Linked DNA regions of Homo sapiens: region 1 is linked to region 2. The links are chromatin loops, found by intact Hi-C in ENCODE. Cell type or tissue: endothelial cell of umbilical vein. All regions are shown on one strand. Links, peaks and the distances in the headings refer to the core of each region. The heading gives the core; the rest is flanking DNA.

Region 1 (2,918 bases), core at 220-2,719, 510 kb before region 2:
GCATGGAATTTGTGGATAAGCAGGTGAAAAACCATTCTTATCAAGTGTGGAGGGAAAAGAAAAGGTTTTGTTTGTTTGTTTGTTTGTTTTAAGACAGTCTTGCTCTGTCACCCCGCTCAGTGCAAACATGGCTCACTGCAGCCTCAACCTCCTGGGCTCAAGTGATCCTCTCACCTCAGTCTCTCCAGTACCTGGGACCACAGGTGCCTGATACCACACCCAGCTAATTTCTAATTTAGTAGCGGTGGGGTCTTGACATGTTGCCCAGGCTGGTCTCAAACTCCTGAGCTCAAACAATCTGCCTGCCTTGGCCTCCCAAAGTGTTGCGATTACAGGCGCAAGTCACTGATAAAAGATAAATTTTTAATCTGAGAAATATGAACCCCTTTACATTATCAGGCCCAGAGAGGCATTGGGATGTAACTGCAGTCACATCTCACTCCTTCTCGAGCTGAATAATGATCTCTTGAAGTCTCTTGCTATGAAGACTCTAGACTAACTGATGCCAATTAGCCATGAAATGCCATACACCCTATAGTTCAACAAAGTCTAGCCAATCACTAATCAGTGTTATTTCTGTAAGCCAATGAGAAATCCTAATGATCAATTTTGTAATTGCCCCCTCTCCTGATTCGTCTTATATTCTTTAAACATTCGAGGCTCTCTTTTTGTTCTTGGGAGCACTCTCCAAGGCAACTTGAAAGTGTGTCCCAGGCTGCAGTTCTCAACCTTGACCCCAATAAACTCTCTATATTAATTTCGCCTCAGCTTCTTCCTTTTAGGTCCACAGAAGCGTCAATTGGCCAGAAAAAAAAAAAAGAAAAGAAAACAAAAGAAAAAGAAAAGTAATAAACTCTGTTAGAAGCTAGGCTGGGCGCGGTGGCTCACGCCTGTAATCCCAGCACTTTGGGAGGCCGAGGCAGGTGGATCACCTGAGGTCGGAGTTCGAGACCAGCCTGGCCAACATGGTAAAACCCCATCTCTACTAAAAAATACAAAAAATAGTTGGGCGTGGTGGTGGACAGCTGTAATCCCAGCTACTCGGGATGCTGAGGAAGGAGAATCACTTGAACCCAGGAGGTGGAGGTTGTAGTGAGCCGAGATCGTGCCATTGCACTCCAGCCTGGGCAACAAGAGCGAAACTCAAAAAAAAAAAAATCATCTGGCCTAAATATCTTGGCTGGAGTCTCCTGCAGGAAAGACCCACTGTGACTAATGGAGTCCCGAAGTGGGCATAGAAGGTCATGGTTGAGAATTCTAAGCTGCTGTGAAGATGCCAGGCCCAGTTTTATGACTTCCCTCTGGTTCTATGCCACCCTCCCCTCAAGGTCCCCTCCCTGAGATGCCTGAGGCTCGGACCCCACCAGGGATGAAGGCTGCCGCCAGCGTGTGTTGCAGTTCCTGCGCCGCACAGAAGGGGGCGCCATTCCTGCATTATTTCTCCCGACCTAACTCCGGTAACGCAGCTCCTAGTTGTAGGGCCTATCTTATATTCGTTTTACAGTGTTTATTTTTTTTCTTTTTTCTTTTCTTCTTTTCTTTTCTTTTTTTTTTTTTGAGACGGAGTCTCTGTCACGCAGGCTGTAGTGCAGTGGCGCGATGTCGGCTCACTGCCTTAGCCTCCCAAGTAGCTGGGATAACAGGTGCAGGCCACCACACCTGGCTAATTATTGTGTTTTTAGTAGGGACGGGGTTTCAACATGTTGGCCAGGCTGGTCTCGAACTCCTGACCTCAAGTGATCCACTCACCACCACCTCCCAAAGTGCTGGGATTACAGGCGTGAGCCATCGCTCCTGGCACATTTCACAGTTTCGAGAGCACTGTCTCATTTCACCCTTTAGACCAACCACGCAATGATTAAGGGCAGGCTCTATTATCCCTGTTCTACAGACAGAAAACAGAGACAGCCAGCTTAAGCGACAGTGTCAGACAATTCGGTAATTCGTTTGGTTCCTGACCAGTGCTTTTCCCACTCTGCTGTCCAGCATAAAACAGGGTTGTCAAGGACAACTGGGAAATGAACACAGACCCCAGAACTCCCTGACAAAAGGAGAGAAGACAGACTCCCTTATCCATGCCACACGATAGATGGCCTTGGGTACACTGCTTCTCTCGGGAGGTTTAGAAATCAAATTGAGTCTGCTCCTAGGTTCCAAACACAATTAAATTTAGCTTTGTTGGGTCATTCTGTGGTCAGGCTGTAAGTTCAGCTTGGTCAAGGGGAAGGAAGGGAATAAGCAGAAGCTGTGGGTTGGGCACCTGTCCTTTTGCCTACTCAGTGCCGCTCTTCTTGTGGACATAAAGACACCCATGTAACCCCTCATGGCTACAAGCTGGGAAAACTCTAAAATGATTGCTCTTTCAAAATTTTTTAACTGACAAATAAAAATTGTATATATTTATGGTGTCCCACATGATATTTGATATACGTCCACATTGTGGAATGGCAAAATCAATCTAATTAACATATACATTACCTCACATTTCTTTTTGTGTGTGGTGAGAACACTTAAAATCCACTCTCTTAGCAATTTTCTAGTATACAATACATTGTTACTAACTACAGTCTCCATGGATCTCTTGAACTTCTTCCTCCTGTGACATGAGCCACCATGCCTGGCCTCCTCTTTCCCTTTGTGTCTCTTGTTTTTTCTTTTTTTGAGACACGGTCTCACCCTGTTGCCCAGGCTGGAGTGCAGTGGTGCAATCTCAGCTCACTGCAACCTCCACCTCCTGGGTTCAAGCGATTCTCCTGCCTCAGCCTCCCAAGTAGCTGGGATTAGGGGTGAGCCACCGTGCCCAGGCTCCCTTTTGTGTCCCTTTTACTCTTCCTTGACCCACTGCCCCCAACCCTGTCCCTCCCTCTGTATACTCTTAGAAAATGACATCTGATCACCCAAGCCGGATGTCCTGCACC
Region 2 (2,918 bases), core at 247-2,746:
TTTTATAGTGTTTTTAATGCCTGGCATTTCACTCTGGTTTTTTTTCTTAGAACTGCTATCTCTCTGCTTTCATTACCTATCTGTTATGCATGCTGTCTACTTTATTTATTAGCACCTGTAGAATATTAATCAGAGGTACTTCACATTCCCAGTTGTTCACATTCTGAGAAAATGGAGGTGAAATTTTTAAAAATTCCCCATTGTTAATTCCAATTTCTTGTCACACCAGGTTCAATTCTAATGGGTGCTATGTCTCTTCAACTAAGTATTTGCCTTTTAGTATGTCTTATAATTTTCTCTTGATAGGCATAATAAACTTGGTAAAAAGAACTATGGTAATTATTAAGAATTGTTGTAGTAAGATGTGGGGGAATTTGAGACTGGAGTTGGGAAGGTGAACAAGAGCTGAGTAAAAAATTCTAAGAAGGCAAGTGGTGAAAGAACTGGAGCTGGAACCACTGACTCAAGTTGAGTGACAGACTGAAGGTTATAAAAGCCCAGTTGAGCCAGGAAGAGAGAGCAGCATTAGGCCCAGGATAGGCACACACACACAGGTTGGTAGGTGACAACAGCAGTTCCCAGAAAAAGGCTGAAGGTTCAGAGCAAAAGAGTCTAGGCCCAGGAAGCTCAGTCTGTTCTTGTCCAACCTGCTAAGAGTCTGGGTGCTACTGAGCCAGTTAACCATTTAGATCAAAGCCAGCTCAATTAAATGTCTGCCTAAATGGTCATGTAACAACACAATTGTGAGTGGCCTTGAGGTCTTCCGCAGGAAAACTTAATGGAGGATCTTCAATATCCAGGAGAAGCTGGTACTGGGACCTGGAGGACTGTCAGGTGAGAGTTCCTACTCCTGACTAGTTCTGTACTTTCCATTGGTTGCCCTCAAGCTGCTGACCAATCACTGCTCCCAAGGCCCTACTTGAAATCTCATTGACTGCCCACACTCAGTCCTCACTCTGCCATTGCTGGTGCCCAAATGTTTAAACTTTTCCTTTGTAACTTGCTGTTATTGAAAGGATTTCACCTGTATTGAAAGGATTTCACAGTAACTACTTTTAGTAGCTATTAATAGGTCCTTGATCATGAGTAGTTTCAGTAGTCTAAGAAGTTGTGAAAAGCCAGATTAAATTTAAAGTACACAAGTCTTTAAAGTCTTTAATATGTAAACAGCCATTGTTAACATCTAAGAGGATAATATCGCCATTTTCTATTATTATTATTATATTGGTTCACCAAACTAGCATATGTAACACAGCTTTGGACATATTGCATTTAAATATTGCTTCACTTGTTCTATCTGTTTTTAAACTATTTTGAAGCAATTTTTAATATTTGCATTACCAAACCAAACTTGGGTCAGCTTGACTGCCACAGCAAAGGCAAACACACACTCCTAGGCTTATAGAGAGATTAAAAAAAAAAAAAAAACAAACAAAAAGGCATTTATTGCAGAGCAGAAAACGAGGAGAACTGGCAGGTAACATTTAAGACCAAAACTCCCTGATAGCTTACAAGCAAAAGATTGTTAAAGGCTGAGGTAAGGGGGCTCTCTAAAGTGAGTTAGGGCTGAGGAATTTCTGGAATTTCCTCATCTACTTTCGGGTTCCGGTCTGTCTGAGGTTCCATTCTGTTTGAGGTCTATGTGACAGCAATCAGCATTTTTCGTGCAGTGGTAGTCCTTGATTCTGAAAAAAATTCGAGGATATATGTCAAGATGTTACCACTAGGTTATACAGGAAACCAAACATCTTGTGACTCTAATTTACACAAGGTTGATTGTCTAAGTTATTATTACCTTCTTGCTGAGCAGGTTATTTATTCACGTCACCAGTTGCTGGTTGCAAAGGAAGCTAGATGAATGGAATTTCCCTTGAAGGGACCCAAATCTTTCTGTATTCCCATGCTTTGAAGAGGCGATAGGGACCTGGCAGGCCCTTAAGAGGCATTCCTACTCCATCCAATATGCAATCTCCCTCTCACTGTAAGAAAATCTGCCAAATCTCCTTCAGCAATCCACATTTTGATTCACCAACAGTAGGTAAACTAATGGTTTGCAAATGTGCTCTAATGAAAGAAATTCAGTAAGATTGATAATAATAATAAAAGCTAACATTTGATACTTTTTTGCTAAATGTCAAGCATTATGCTAAATGCTTAACATGATTTATCTAACAATTCTTACAACAATGCCACAGAGTACATATTATTGTCCCCATTTTACCAATGAGAGGACTGAGGCACAGTGAGGTGAAGCTAATTTCTTACGGTAACACAGCTAAGTGGTTGAGTAGGAATATAAACCAAGCAGTCTGATTTCACAATTGCCACTCTTCAAAAATTTTATACGCCTTCCTAATCAAATTTATCTATGGAACTCCTTTCCAGCTCACATATTCCTTAAGATGTCATCATTTTATAAAATAGCTTGCTCCTTTCTTTCCATGGACCCTCCAGTAATCCATAGTTGTCTGAATGGTATCTCTGTATAGATGAGTATAGGTCTCTTTAAGAGGTCACCACGAAGTAGAATGACATTATATACATCTGCCTCATGAAAGTGGCAGCCAGGGAGGATTTATTTTAAAGTACTTACTCGTACTAAGAGATACAGTAGCTAGTTGATAACTCATTTGAGTTTACCTATTTTGAACATACTCTGTCTTCACTTTTATCAGAAATAACTGGCTTTTCTTGAGATCCAGTTTTCTATCTATGAATAAAGATTACATGTTTCCTAGCTAATAATTTTCTGTCGCAATTCTGGGTATCTTTCTATCTATCTATATAGTCACACATCTCTTAACTATGGGGAAAATGTCTCCAGGGAACTTCAGAGATATTCAGGGCAGCACCCCCACACCTCCATCACAGGTCTAGAGGCCTAGGATGGAAAAATGGTTTCGTGGGCCAGGCCCAGG

What was found. Hi-C counts contacts between places; a loop is a spot of excess contacts. Peaks named below come from ENCODE experiments on the same cell type or tissue, not always from the same donor. Only the 100,000 strongest peaks of a DNase experiment are listed, where the experiment ranks them.
Region 1: it touches region 2 in a loop (2.8-fold over the local background); 11 of 110 quality-filtered maps call a loop at or near these places.

Annotation. Positions count from the first base shown.
Region 1 is chr9:4,758,096-4,761,013 of GRCh38, forward strand. No RefSeq gene overlaps it. Among named protein-coding and RNA genes, the nearest start is that of AK3, 18 kb to the left of the region's middle. In endothelial cell of umbilical vein, for the core only: a CTCF peak has its summit at 1,398 (motif pointing right); a DNase peak (open chromatin) is centred at 1,416.
Region 2 is chr9:5,267,746-5,270,663 of GRCh38, forward strand. No RefSeq gene overlaps it. Among named protein-coding and RNA genes, the nearest start is that of RLN2, 36 kb to the right of the region's middle. RefSeq lists an enhancer at 1,338-1,873. In endothelial cell of umbilical vein, for the core only: no CTCF peak of the experiment used is centred there; a DNase peak (open chromatin) is centred at 1,696; H3K27ac peaks cover 2,434 bases.